3 separate regions of the Mus musculus genome follow, and regions 1 and 2 are each linked to region 3. A link is a loop called in an ENCODE intact Hi-C map of the cell type or tissue named here. Cell type or tissue: heart. All regions are shown on one strand. Links, peaks and the distances in the headings refer to the core of each region. The heading gives the core; the rest is flanking DNA.

Region 1 (4,645 bases), core at 332-4,331, 61 kb after region 3:
TGTTCTTTTTAGTTTGAGGTGACACAGCAGAGGTTGTACTGATTTTTCTATTTTTCTAATTTAATGGATTTGTTATTATAGACATTACAACCCCCCCCCCCGTGAAGTCAAGAATTTCCACCTTTTCTCAAACAAAAAACCATTTCTTTGACACATTTGAATTAATAGCAGGACTTGCCCTTTGGGCCCATTCTTAGGTAAGATGAGGGTCTTTGAGCACAAGTACTATGAGATCTGTCAGTCAATCTAATAACCAGGCAGGTAATTAAGTGGCTCAAGAGCAAATAGGTTATTCAGTGCGGGTGTACCAGGCAGAGATGATTCATCTACCAAGTGGAACAGGAGAGGCCGGCTGTGATTTCATCGTGCTATTCAGAATGGGTACTATGTAAACTGTAAGGATTATTTATTTCAGGAACTTGTCACTCAGCATGTTTCAGATGACAGTTGACCACAGGTTACTAAAACTGTGGACAGCAAAACCTCAGAAAATGGGGAATTGAGCCTTGAAGAAGCAAAGCCACAGGTCCAGGATTCAAAATCCTCCCAATTCCCATGCCTGTGATTTAACTATAAAGTGTATGTGTGTGTGTGTAAAGCCGGGCCTGGCGACTGGCCTGCAACTGTGTAGCCCAGGATGGCCTTCAACTCCACACACAGCAATCCCATCTTCACCTCTCAAAGGCTGTGGCTACATGTGTGAGCTTCCAGACTCCGTTTGTTGGTGCACTGAATCAAGCAAATGCAGCCAGCCACGTTTTCCTCCAGCACCCAGGCCTCTCATCTCAGGAAGGAGTGGAGATGACACAGGACAAGTAACTAGACATTTTTGTGTAAGCTGCAGGCCATTTACGTTGCAGATACACACTCATTACAAGCCAATTCGCAAAGGTTCCAAGACTCCTATTTTGGGAGCTGTTCTCAACCAGTAGTGATAAACTTCTGGTGGGATAGAAAGAGGATCCATCTTCAAACCTCAAGTCTTCCTGGATGGGAACTGGGGGGAATGTCTTCTTGTACCATTAAAGTTTTTTTGTTTTGTTTTTATACGTGTCTAAATAAAAATGTCAGAGTTTTTTTGTTTGTTTTTGTGGATTCCTGTCAAGTGGAAAGTACACATGACCATCCCTTTTCTTTGCTTCTTAACAATGGGTGGCTTTCTCTGCTTCTGACATTCTGTCACAAGTAATGTAACCAATCTTGATTTGTTCTAAGATTTTAATTATGGGTATGTGAGAGAGTGGGAGTTTGGGAATGGTGTTATGTGCACGTGAGTGCAATGCCCACAGAGGCCAACTACACAGTGCTAAGAGTTACAGGTGACTGTAATGTTCTGGGAACTCCCTTCCCTCTGCAAGGATACCAGGTTATACCAACCAGGTTATTTCTCCAGACCCTGTTTGCATTCTAGTCTTTTTCTTTTGTTTGTTTTTTCGAGACAGGGTTTCTCTGTGTAGCCCTGGCTGTCCTGGAACTCACTCTGTAGACCGGGCTGGCCTCGAACTCAGAAATCCGACTACTTCTGCCTCTCAAATGCTGGGATTAAAGGCGTGCACCACCAGTGCCCGGCTTTGCATTTCTAGTCCTTTCTACTAAAGGGTTTTTTACTGGGGATCCCTACAAAGGAACAAAAGTGTAAACAATTAGGAACAAAACCCTAACCCCCTGATTGTTGGGAGAAAATGAAAAAGCTCAAGCAAGCCTTGGGTTGTTTTTATTTTTTCCTACACAGGTTGGGTACTGAAAACTTGAAATGATGCAGAACTTTTTTTTTTTTGTTCGAGACAGGGTTTCTCCATATAGCCCTGGCTGTCCTGGAACTCACTCTGTAGACCAGGCTGGCCTCCAACTCAGAAATCTGCCTGCCTTTGCGTGCGCCACCTCATCCCGGCGATTCAGAACTCTTAAGAGTGACCAAATCCCTCATAAACGTTTCCCTTAGATGGCCCCCATCAAAAACCACGGCTGGAACAATAGTGCTATTTTATTCTAGTCTAGTAGGAAGTCTGGCCTTTTTCTATTAGCAGGCCATGGTACATGTATAATCACCCAGACTGTCCAGTTAGTGCTCGCTTCCAGCACCCTAGGACTTCCACCTCCGCTCAGCCCCTCCCAGAGGTTATCCCAGCACTGGAGGATTTGACCAGCCAGGCCGGTCGCGCCGGCCGACAGGGGAATCCAAGGCTACGCGCACGGGACAACCGCCCAAAACGTACACACACACCCACTGACCCTAGTCCTATGGCTCCAGGCTCCACCCTGTTCCACCCTGCCCAGCGGCCTCTCAACCCTTTTCTCCCTGTAGCTCCACCCCTCCCCGCTTGGCCCGCCCCTCGCTGTTACGAGCTCAGGGTCGGCGTGAATGAGAGGTTTTTCCCGGAGAGACCACGCTTTCCCTCAAGCTCCCCAACGGCTCCGCCTTCCCGCCGGGGCCAGACTCTTCCCAGCGTGCCCGGCGATTCCGGCGTGCGCAGACTTGGGAAGGCAAGTCCTCCCAGGGCCTGGCGGACGGGCGCGAGGAGCAGGCTGGGAATTGTAGTTCTAGAGCCCGCGAGGGCGGCTGGGAACTGGCCGACAGCAGGACTCATTGTCCCAGTGTGCCCTGCGCCTCAGCCCGCGCGCTCGCAGCTTCTCGCTCTCTCTGCCCGCCCTCCCGCTCCCTTGCTTGCTCGCGCTTTCCTCGCGGATCGAAGAGACTCTAGCTACAGCCTGTGGCTGGGAAGGGAGACGGAGGCCGCAGCTCAGGGAAAGTGAAGCTGCAGTAGTAGCAGTAGGAAGATGTCGGGCGAAGACGAGCAGCAGGAGCAAACTATCGCCGAGGACCTGGTCGTGACCAAGTATAAGATGGGGGGCGACATCGCCAACCGTGAGTGCGGCCTCGGGGGTCTTGGAGTCGAGGCTGAGAGGGAGAGGTTTGGGGCTCTCTCCGGAGGGCTGTGGCGTCTGGGTCTTGCCGAGTGAGCCACCGAGGGGCGCGTGCCGACTGCCGGGGGCGACGTGGTGGGGAGATCTGGTGTCGCCCTGGGGACTGAGCAGCCATGCCTGGGCTGGAGAGTGGAGGTGCGGGCCGGCGACCGCGAGGAGTACAGAGAGGGGCCCAGGCATGCTCCGACCCTGGGCGGTTGGTAAGGAGGCAAGGCGCGTCGTCTTCTGCCCATACCCTTCGGTCTGTCCGGATCTATGCTCCCGACTGGCAGCAGTGAGGCCACCTCGAAAAGGAAGCGGCCAGCTGTTGGCGACGGAAGCGCCCCTCTGCCAGTCGCGGCTCTTGACCCGCGGGAGCTGAGCCGGCACGTGTTGCCAGGTCCCTGTGTGCGGATCGATGGCTCCCCACTTCCTCTCCTACCGTGCTTCCCCACCACGTGCTTTGCTAAAGTCTTTACTTCAGGTCTTCTTAGTGGGGACCCCCTTCGCCCCTTGACCTAGCTCGAGGGGCCGTTGGAAGACACTTCTGGAGCTTCTAAAACAACCTGGCTTTCCTGTATGACCACTGCTCCGGTTTTTGAAGGCGGCCTTTAATATTTGTTCCTAGAGCCTCTACAGTGTTTTGAGGTTCTGCTTAGACAGCTGGGCAAGCCTGTCTATAATACTGAAAAGAAGTGGAGAGAGACACGGATTTTAGGATTATAAGCATTTCTTAAATGATCTTTACTCTCCTAACAGTTGTCTGCCACTTGGACAGATAACTTTACTGTTTTCTCTTTCCAGTTCTTTCCCTCCCTTACCCCCTTATTTTTGGGGCTTTCTGTGTAGCTTTGGCTGTCCTGGTACTCCCTTAGACCAGGCTGGCCTGAGAGATCCGCCCACCTCAGCGTTCCAGAGTGCTGGGATTAAAGGTGTGTGTAACCATGCCCGGCTCTTTAACATTTTAAAAATTAAAATTCACTTGATAAAAACTGTCTTAGACTTGGCAGTGGTGGCTCACGCCTTTAATCCCAGCACTTGGGGAGCAGAGGCAGGCGGATTTCTGAGTTTCAGAGAAACCCTGTCTTGAGGAAAAAAAAAAAACTGCCTTAGGCCTTTAGAATGGACTTGACAAAATACTTGGAAGAAGGTATTTAGGGTGTCTTTGGTTACATCTTAGTTCCTCTGGAATCCAGAGAATAAAACACATAAGAAATCATCAAACCTAGAATTCCCATGATCATAAAGACATACACAAAATGATAACCTTATTTGGGGTGATGTTTTAGTATTTGCTGTTGGTTTGAATCAGACAGAATCTCCAACCCCACAGGCAACTTCAGATAATAGTTTTGAAACTGGTTACATGTGATCTTGATATACTGGAAGTAAAGTTTTAGCCCTCTGAATCTTTAAGACCTTAGGTTAATTCCCCTGGGCTTATATACTTAGACATGGGGAAATACAGCCACATAAATTATGATTACTACTTTGTGTCTGGGGAGGGACGGAGGTAACATTTAACAATGCTTCAACTTTGACTCAGCAGTTCTCTACCTCCCCATTGTCCCCGACGCCTATAAATGTCTTTTGGTCTGTTTGTGTGTGTGGAGTGGGTTGCCACAGCATCTTTGGGATGTGTGAGGCCTAAGGCCTAAGTGTCAAATCATGGAGAGGAGAGAAGCTGGTGCTGACCTTATTTTTGGAAGGGAAGGTAGGAAGTAGAGCAGGGTGTGGTGGG
Region 2 (4,645 bases), core at 332-4,331, 180 kb before region 3:
CCCAAAAAAGACCTTACGACAAAAGACTTAAGATGGAGAAAAGTCAAATTCCTAGTCAGAGAAACGCCTTTATAACTCTTTCCCAAGAATGCTACCCTTAGCTAGGTATAGTGGCAAAACCTGTAAGTCACAGCACTCACAGATGGAGCCAGGAGAAATCATGAGTTCCAGGTTAGTCTGTCTACAAGGTGAAACCCTAACTCAAAAACAAAACAAAGAAAGGAAATCCTTCACCTTCCCTTGACTCTACACTCCCTAAAAACTGGAACAGAAAATATGGGGAAAGAGCAACAGGAAGCAGCAAAGGATACTCACCATTACTGCTAGCTGCCTATAGGCCTTCTTTAGTTCAGTGTCGGATGCTGTAGCTTCAACCCCCAGCACATGAAAAGGGTTTAGTTCATCTTCAGGAACCCCAGCCATGGTCAAGAGTCGGGTCACTTCCTCTTCAGGCTGGCAGTATCGCCCGCTAGCTACAGGTGCATTGCCCTGTTTCTTAGTCCTCTGTTTGACCCAGGGCAGCTCCTGCCAGCCCCACTGTATTAACCTTACCAGCTGCTGCCATGGCCTGCTATCTTTCAGCAGAGTCAAGCAATGATGCAAGGCTGGAGAACCCAGCCAAGAGAACAGCCAAGCGGTCTTATCCCTCCAGCCTAACCGGTTGCCCAGTCCCACCGAAAACCTCCAGCCCAATTGTAGACATCCCAAAAAGAGGGCGAGAGCCAGGAGTAGGAAAGCACCCACTACCCTAAGAATACGGATGAGCAGCCCCACCACACAGAAGAAGCTCTGGCTTAGAAACTGGAACATCATGCGGGCCCAGCCCCCCAGTCTCCTGGCCCAGACCCCCACCCAGACTCGAAAAAGGTCCAGGTCACTGCCTTTCAGCTTCCTGCATGCGTAAATGAGATGGCCACAGGTTTCCACATACTCTCCCACCAATACCAGAAGTTCAATCAGCCACCAGAAGCCTGCTTGTCCAAGCTGACATAGTTCCTCTACTCCCCACAGTCCCAGGCCTCTGCGCTTATCTGTCTGACTTCTTTTTCGGGCCAGCCGATGACGACCTGGGGCCTTGGGTTCTCTGCGTCCACTATCCCGAACATCCTCCTTGATCAGAAAACGGTGCTTCTGCCTCCGGGACAAGGGTTTCTTTCCACTGGACACACGTGAAAAATCACTGGGAAATTTAAGAGGTTCCTCATCATCATATTCTTCTTCCAACTCTTCATCTTCCCCCAAGGCTGGAGAGGTGCAATGGTGGCAAAGGCTGCTAGAAGAGCCATCTCCTTCCTCGGAGTAAGTTCCTTCGGGGACTCCAGGGCTTCCCTGGCAGTTACAAGCAGATGGAATGGAAAGAAAAGAAGGACTCCCATCCTCCTGGTACCCAGTCTCATTCTCTCTTGAGAGTTCCTGGTCCACTCCTGACTCTTCTGAACCTGTCTCGCTCTCATCAGGGTAGCCTCCTCCTCTAGGTGGTCCTGGACCCCTTGGAGGACCATGGCTTGGATCTGACCAGTGGGCTGGATTTGGAGGCTGTGTGTACTTAGGGCCGGAGTGCTCTTTGAGGCATCGTGTACCATTAGGAGCAGTCTCTGCTGAGTCCCTGAGTCCTGAGAATGAAAGTATTTCGGGGTCCACAGAGGATCCTGATGTACTGAGGGAGGTACCACCACTGCGGTGGGCTCCACACAACCTTCTTTCTCCCGGGTGCTTCTGGGCCATGACCCCGGGCTTCCTGAGGATTTTAGGTCACTGCCATCATTGCCTGTAACAAAGATATCAAGTTGGGAATGGTCAAGGATAGAACCAAGAGTTAAACAATCTCAAAATGACATATTCAATGTACCCACTCCCCAGGCAGTGTTAGCTCAAATTCGCTATCCCTAACAATAAACGTGAGTTAGGCAGACCACAAACCTGCTTGCACCAACCCGGACCTCAGAAACCCCCTTACTCCCGAAATCTTAATTTTTTTTTCTTCTTCCTCCAAGAAGCTAACAATCTTCAATCTGAGAAATGGGGGGGAGGGGGGGTGCCGCAAAGGGTGTGGTCGGGGCGGCGGGGGGGTGGGGGGGTAACTCTTAGGAAAAAAAAAAAAGACTGCCTGAAAGAGGGAGGCCGCAATCTGTCAGAAAAGGGTGGGGACCGTGCAGGGCTAGAGGAAAAGCTGAGGGCGGAGCTTCGAGGTGCCCCTGCAAAAGATTACCCGAGAACCCACCGACGGGGTACCAGGGGCGAAGGCGACGTACCGAGCAGCAGCGGTAACTCCTCCCTCCTCAAGCAGCTGCGCCTGAGGCCAGGGGGAGCTGCCAGGGGGAGCTACAGGAGCAGCTCCCCCGGCTCCGCCTCCCGCTCACGCTCCGCTTCCGCCTTCCGTCCCCGCCACGGCCGCTTACTTCCACTTCCGGGGTCACCGGGGGGGGGGAAAAGGTCGCGAAGGGAAGAGAAAAGCGCTTAGCCGAGGCTCTCACTTGCGCGGCGGGCGCGGAGTCAATCGAGGAGGCGGTGCTAGAGCATCCGGCCCCACCCCTTAAAGGGCCCTCCGCCTCCACGCAGGTCCCGCCGTAAGCGAGCTGAAGCCTGCGAACTGTACTCCTCGTCGTCGCTGCTGAAACGGAGATGAAGGGCGGCTGCCGAAGCACACACCGTCTTTGGCGTGCAGACAGACACCCAGGGCACGCAGAGGAGCCAGCGACCCTGCTCGCCCAGACCCTTCCCTGTCGGCTGTCCAGCCAAGAGGTTGCGGAGAAGTGTGTGTCCCGGACTAGCTAGCCCCCTAAAGAGACGCGACACTTCTCCTGGACCCAACTGGCGAGCTTCCACGCCGCCGATCCGCCCCCTGTGAACGCGGCGTAAGGGCCGGGCCAGGGAATGCGGCTAGGGGTACCTGGTTCCACGGAGCTCAGAACCTAGTCCAGCGTAACAGAACCCCGCACTCATCTGCGTGCTGCTTTGCATCTCATTTACATAGTAAGCTTTGGGTCGAAGCCAGCACGCTCCCCAACCCCTACGCAGACCCTGATGGAACCTCTCGTCTGCACTCCTTTAAAGCCTTACAGTTCTGCCAGTGTCCCTGCCAGGCCCGTCTTGCTCCACAAGTTTTTTTTTCCACCCATGAACACCCCCACCCAGCACTAGTTAAAAACCCTTCTCCGGCTCCCGACCACCCGGTTCCCCAGAAGACAATACTCCAATTCTCTGGGAAGTGGAAGAAACCAAGTTGGACCAGCGGGTGCTTTGGGACCCTATTTGGGCTTTGAAAACGTTAAGTTGGTAATTAATCTCCTTAGCATTCAGAGACCTTCCGTCTTAGTCTTGATGGGCGTCACAAAACTCTTCATTGCTATGGTTAGGGGGCGTCCCTCCTCCTAGATTAGAGAAGTGGGTAGCCTGGGTTCCCCCACAGACAGAGGTAAAGATTGAGGGGGCCCGCCCCGTGATGTCATCCTCCCCCCCCCCCACCCCATACACACTCCCTGTCTCCTTCCCCCACACACACCCCCGCCCCCAAGCTAATTGCATTTAGCTCCCTGGGTTTGGGCTCCGACTTGCCTGAGTTTAGGGAGCAACAGAGCACAGTAGCCCAAGGGGGTGCCTGCGGCCAACAGCCACCCGTGTGCCTAGGACCTCTGGGCTGGAATGAAGCTGGAGGTCTAGGAAAGCAATTCCACCCCTTTGCTCTCCTCAGCCCTGCAGGGTGGTGAGTAGTTAACACCCTTCCTGGTCTCTCCTTGTTTTGCGTCCCAAACTCTTAAGCGATTGAGAAGAGCCCCGGGAGGTCTCCAGTCCTTCAGCCTCAGTACCCTAAAGACGGCAGAAGGAAAGTGCATCCGCACCACCCTACTCCCGCAATGCCAACCTCTCATCGTCAGTGATCCTTCAGGATCAGCATCAAATCCCATTGGCAGCCCAGGCGTGCCTGGATGAGAGGGTGGGTGGAACAATTCCCGTGTGAGTCTGAGGCTAGTAGCAAGTGGATACCAAGATGTGAGGAGATTATCTGTGGGCAAGGCGCCTGCTTACTCCATGTAGGGCGATGGGATTTGGACTGGCTGTATTCGGCTTTCCCCAACCACTCCATCTCGGCATGAAGCCAAGACTTCAAAATCCGGACAGAGGCTGACTGGGTGACTCTTTAAGTCCTTATTTGAAACTTTTAAATGTCTGTTCCCTTTCTTCCTTGGGGGTTGCATTTAGCTTACAGGTTTTGGGCTCCGACTTTCAGGAGTTTAGAGAGCAACTCCAGGCCTGGGGAGCCGATGGCCACCCCCGTGCCTAGGACCTCTGGGAGCTGGATGAAGCTGGAGGTCTAAGGAAGCAATCCCACCCCTTTGCTCTCCTCAGCCCTTCAGGGTGGTAAGCAGTTGTTCTGAGACCCTAAGGTGACTCATCCTCTCCTCTTCCTTCCTCTCCCACGTTATTAACCCTACTCGGTCTGGTTCAACCGGGCTTAGTATTGAATTCCAACTGCAGATGAGAGGAATTGCTTTTTAGTTGGAACAAGTCATTTTTTCAAAAGAAATGGAAGTACAGAATCCCCAAGATTTGTGGTTTCTGCTTTCTATTCTCTTCCAGGTTTACCAGCCCCTGCCAGTTAGCTATGGATGGATGAAAGGAGATTTCTCTAACCTTCCATTCTGTG
Region 3 (4,645 bases), core at 369-4,368:
GTTCGAGGCCAGCCTGGTCTACAGAGTGAGTTCCAGGACTGCCAGGGCTACACAGAGAACCCTGTCTTGAAAAGAAGAAGAAGAAGAAGAAGAAGAAGAAGAAGAAGAAGAAGAAGAAGAAGAAGAAGAAGAAGAAGAAGAAGAAGAAGAAGAAGAAGAAGAAGAAGAAGAAGAAGAAGAAGAAGAATTTGTAGTAGCTTCTCCTCCAATAGCCATGGCTTCACTAGCACTGAGTAGTTAACTAGCTTTCCATGGTCCCCCTCTCACTGACTGGTTCTTTTGGTTTTTTTAAAGATTTGTTTATTTATTATATGTAAGTACACTGTAGCTGTCTGCAGACATTCCAGAAGAGGGTGCCAGATCTCCTTACGGATGGTTGTGAGCCACCATGTGGTTGTTGGGATTTGAACTCAGGAGCTTCAGAAAAGCAGTCAGTGCTCTTAACCCCTGATCCATCTCTCCAGCCCCTCACTGACTGGTTCTTAAGTCCAACCAGAGAGTTGTTGGTTACTGTGAAAATATGTGTGCCACTACTGCACCTTAGGGTTATATGCCATGCTGGTCATTGATGTGGTTAGTGGGATCATAGCAGGAGAACTTTAGGTTGACTCCCTCAGATGGTGCCCTCTGGTACCAGGAAAGCTAGATTTCAGGGAGGAAATATTCAGGTCAGTTCCACCTCAGGGGTCTCTGGGCCTTGCTTCTGACATGCTTCCTGTATTCAGAAATAGCAGGAACATACCTTCCATCTCAGAGATAACCAAGGGCAACAGGAAGAGGCTGCTGCATGCTTGAGAGTCTCTTGGACAACCCTGGCCAACACCTCAAAAGATGGATTCTCTTTTTGGTATTGTTTGGTACTGGGGTTTCGTTGGGTGGTCTTTAGCTCTCAGAGGGAGCACCATCAGCCCCGGTGAGAAGATGCATTAAAAATATATGTGTGTATTTATTCATGGGTTGATGTGTATTATAGGGTTTCTTGGTAAGTAGGTAATGCAGTATAATTTTTTGTGGCTTTTTACAGAAATGTTTGTTTTTTTCTTTTTGGTTTTTTTGAGACAGGGTTTCTCTGTGTAGCCCTGGCTGTCCTGGAACTCACTCTGTAGACCAGGCTGGCCTCGAACTCAGAAATCCACCTGCCTCTGCCTCCCAAGTTCTGGGGCTAAAGGCGTGTGCCACCACTGCCTGGCAGAAATGTTTGTTATTTCATCCACTTCCTTCTTCTGTATTTACCTCCCTCCCTTTTCCCTAAAGAGGTCCCACGTCCCTATCAGATCAATTGTATACTACTAGTCTCTTTTGCCTTCTTTGAATCTTTTTCGGAATTTACTTTGATCTTCCTCCCTAAGGAACACCTCCCTTCCCATTTCCTTGATCAGGTCACATGTACACTGCCGCTTCCCCCGCTACTGCTCCCCAACCCCCGATCCTGGCAGTGGTTCCACTTTACTCTCCCACTTCTGCAGTTGCTCTAGGATATATGATATGTGAACTCACACCTGAAGGTTTGCAGCTAAGAGCCTCCAATGACAGTGACTTTCCAGGTCTGGGTTACCTCGTTCAGGGTGATCTTTTCTAGCTCCATCCATTTACCTGCAAGGTTCATGATTTATGTGTGTGTGTGTGTGTGTGTGTGTGTGTGTGTGTGTGTTTACAGCTGGACAGCATTCCACAGTGTATATGAACTACATTTTCACTACGTGTTTGTCAGATGTAGGACATTTAGGTTGTTCCATCTCCTGCCTATTGTGTTTGGAGCAGCAATGAGCGTGTCTAAGCAGGTATCTGCAGAGTAACATGTTGAGTCCCTCTGGCATATGCCAAGGAGAGATATGGCTGGGTCATGTGATAGATTTATCTCTTGAAAGTTCTCCACACTGATTTCCATAGTGACTATACCAGATTGCTATCCCACCAACAGTGAGTGAGTCCTCCCCATCCTCTCAGTCATTTCTTGTCAGTTGTTCCATTGATCTTTGCCATTCTGACCAGAATAAGGAAAAATCGCAAAGGTATTTTTATTTTTTATTTATTTATTTTATTATTTTTTTTTTTAAATTTTTTTTTTTTTTTTTTTTTTGGTTTTTCGAGACAGGGTTTCTCTGTATAGCCCTGACTGTCCTGGAACTCACTTTGTAGACCAGCTGGCCTTGAACTCAGACATCCGCCTGCCTCTGCCTCCCAAGTGCTGGGATTAAAGGTGTGCGCCACCACGCCTGGCTGAGAAATATCTTAAAAGAAGAAAGTTCATCTCTAGCAATTAGGGAAATGAAAATCAAAAAAAAAAGAAAAAGAAATTCAAGGTCACACTTGGCTAACCAAATAAGTTCCAGGTCAGCCTGGACTACTTGACTATGTTTCAAAATAAATAACTATCTGATAGACTTGATCAGTTAAATTGTGTTGGTACATACAATGTACTAACTACAGTGCTTCATCTGTGTTAATAGGATCTGGAAATAAAATGGTGGTCCAAGCCCAGCGTGGTGGCCTAATCCCAACACTCGAAGCCTCTATTTGGAAAGACGCATTTACAAATGGTTTATTTCTCCCAGGTCTTCTATTTCTAATTCCTACACTTAGAACACATATTTCAAAGAAATAAATCATGGCGTCTTAAGGTGGTTTAGCGCCGCCTTTAGTCCGTCTACTACGGGCAAGAGAGAACCTCTCCAAGTCGTACTACAACTCCCACAATGCATCTCTTTTGTCCTCCCACACTAGGGAGTGTGCGTCCGAATTCTGGATAACTTCCGCTCTGGAACTATCGTAAACCGGATGTTATAGAGCCTTGTAATCACTTCCTGGTTTGGGAATGTAACATTTTAATCTTCCGCCGGAAGGTTAAATAGTTCCACTGATATTTTTCGTCATAGACCATTTCTAGGGACTTATCACAACCCTACATTTCACAGGAAACTCTAAGTAATTAGGTAAATTCGAGCATAATAGCTGCTAGGGAGTAAATAGAATTACAGGTCGCTGAGGGTTTTTTTTTTCAGCGTGAGCGTAGGAATCTCGTACTATATAAGCGGGTCGGGCAAGCCGCCGGATCCTCTTTCGAGTCTTGGCTCCAAGATGGTGAGTGTCGCCGCGTGGTGAGCGCGCGGGCCTGGGTACTGGGGTAGAAGTAGATCTATGGACGGTAGGGACCTGAAAGTCAGAGTCTTGGAGGAGAAAGTGACAAAGGGTCCGTCCAGCCCGGACTTGGCGTGCTCGGGACTTGTACGGGTCTCTGTCGGGGCTGCGGGCGGCGGCCGGCCAGGAAGGGCTGAATTCTCGCCCCCTTTCCAATAGCGTCTCTTTCCATTCTCAGACCAAAAAAAGAAGAAACAACGGTCGCGCCAAAAAGGGCCGCGGCCATGTGCAGCCCATTCGCTGCACGAACTGCGCCCGGTGCGTGCCCAAGGATAAGGCCATCAAGAAGTTTGTCATTCGGAACATTGTAGAAGCCGCTGCTGTCAGGGACATATCTGAAGCAAGCGTCTTCGACGGTAAGTGAGCCACAGCCGTGATTTGTACAGGGACGAAGAGTGAGGAGGGTGTGTATGGCTCGTTGTCTTCAGCTTGGGGAGAAGGTGCCTTTTGTGGCACAGTAAGCAGGCCTAATGATGGGGTTTTAACTTGGTTTTTCTCTTGGGGTGGAGATTGAGGCTCATGCATGGTAGCCAAACCCCTGCATCCCATCCCTGTGAGAGACTGCCTATTTAGGAGAATCTGAAAAAGCATAATTCTTTAGTTATTGAAAAAAATTGAACAGCTTTTAAAACGGGCAAAGACTGGTTTGGGCAGTTTGTGACTTGGTTTTTGGCGTCTCAGAACTCACTGTGTAGACCTACTCAAGAGATCTTCCCTAGTGCTGGGATTAAAGGCGTGCACCACAGCACCTGGCTGGCTTTTGTCTGTTTGTTCATTGTTTTGTTTTTTTCTTGACCTAACAGTAGTAACCATGAGGCCTGCCAGCAGAGTGAGACTCCCTAACTTGAGCTATTCTCATATTGTGTGGCCCACTTTGGCTTTGAGGATGCCTTGGCCTTTTGAGTGGCAACCTCTAGCCCAAGAGTTGAACTCTTGGTGTATGTTGGGTGTGGTGTTGGTTTCTCTGGTTTTCATTGGGTGTCATTTATCAGTAAAACTTGGAGGTTAGGGTAATCCTGACCAATAGAATAAGAGAATCACAGGAAAGGGCGTCTGTCTAATCTGCTTCTCGATTTCTCAGCCTACGTGCTTCCCAAGCTCTATGTCAAGCTGCATTATTGCGTGAGCTGTGCCATCCATAGCAAGGTTGTTAGGAATCGATCCCGCGAGGCCCGGAAGGACCGAACACCCCCACCACGATTCAGACCTGCTGTAAGTAAATTATTTTAACTTGGGACATACATAGTCTTACCCAGAGAAGTATCCATTAAGGTCTTATTTAGTCTGTGTGGCAGCTACGACCTACATTTAAATTTTAAAAATGCTTGTCTGTTTTGCATAACCTGAAACACTTTTAGTGATGCTAGGTGGGTGGTGGTTGGTTTCTTTGGTTTGAGGTGCTGGGTCCTCAACTTAATGCTGGTAAGTGCTCTACTGTGAACTACATGGGTGGGTGGGTTTGGTTTTTTTTGTTTTGTTTTGTTTTAAGAAGTCTCGCTGGAAGCCA

What was found. Hi-C counts contacts between places; a loop is a spot of excess contacts. Peaks named below come from ENCODE experiments on the same cell type or tissue, not always from the same donor. Only the 100,000 strongest peaks of a DNase experiment are listed, where the experiment ranks them.
Region 1: a loop joins it to region 3, with 9 times the contacts of the local background. A loop is called at or near these places in 15 of 42 quality-filtered maps.
Region 2: a loop joins it to region 3, with 3.0 times the contacts of the local background. A loop is called at or near these places in 2 of 42 quality-filtered maps.

Annotation. Positions count from the first base shown.
Region 1 is chr10:128,563,961-128,568,605 of GRCm38, reverse strand. Pa2g4 (proliferation-associated 2G4) reads left to right here and starts at 2,672. Exons shown (of 12, transcript NM_011119.3): 1 at 2,672-2,866. The coding sequence starts at 2,779. Erbb3 (erb-b2 receptor tyrosine kinase 3) reads left to right here. Exons shown (of 28, transcript NM_010153.2): 28 at 1-1,083. In heart, for the core only: no CTCF peak of the experiment used is centred there; DNase peaks (open chromatin) are centred at 2,385 and 3,235; H3K4me3 peaks cover 2,972 bases; H3K27ac peaks cover 2,455 bases.
Region 2 is chr10:128,803,291-128,807,935 of GRCm38, reverse strand. Tmem198b (transmembrane protein 198b) reads left to right here and starts at 3,489. Exons shown (of 5, transcript NM_178066.3): 1 at 3,489-3,703; 2 at 4,579-4,645. It overlaps Dnajc14 (DnaJ heat shock protein family (Hsp40) member C14), which reads right to left and starts at 2,382. Exons shown (of 7, transcript NM_001359825.1): 1 at 2,253-2,382; 2 at 316-1,768. The coding sequence starts at 1,725. In heart, for the core only: CTCF peaks have their summits at 2,317 and 3,714; DNase peaks (open chromatin) are centred at 2,445, 3,105, 3,745, 3,875 and 2 weaker places; H3K4me3 peaks cover 4,000 bases; H3K27ac peaks cover 3,112 bases.
Region 3 is chr10:128,624,912-128,629,556 of GRCm38, reverse strand. Rps26 (ribosomal protein S26) reads left to right here and starts at 3,051. Exons shown (of 4, transcript NM_013765.2): 1 at 3,051-3,081; 2 at 3,317-3,494; 3 at 4,220-4,350. The coding sequence starts at 3,079. In heart, for the core only: a CTCF peak has its summit at 2,638; DNase peaks (open chromatin) are centred at 2,716 and 3,086; H3K4me3 peaks cover 2,055 bases; H3K27ac peaks cover 1,946 bases.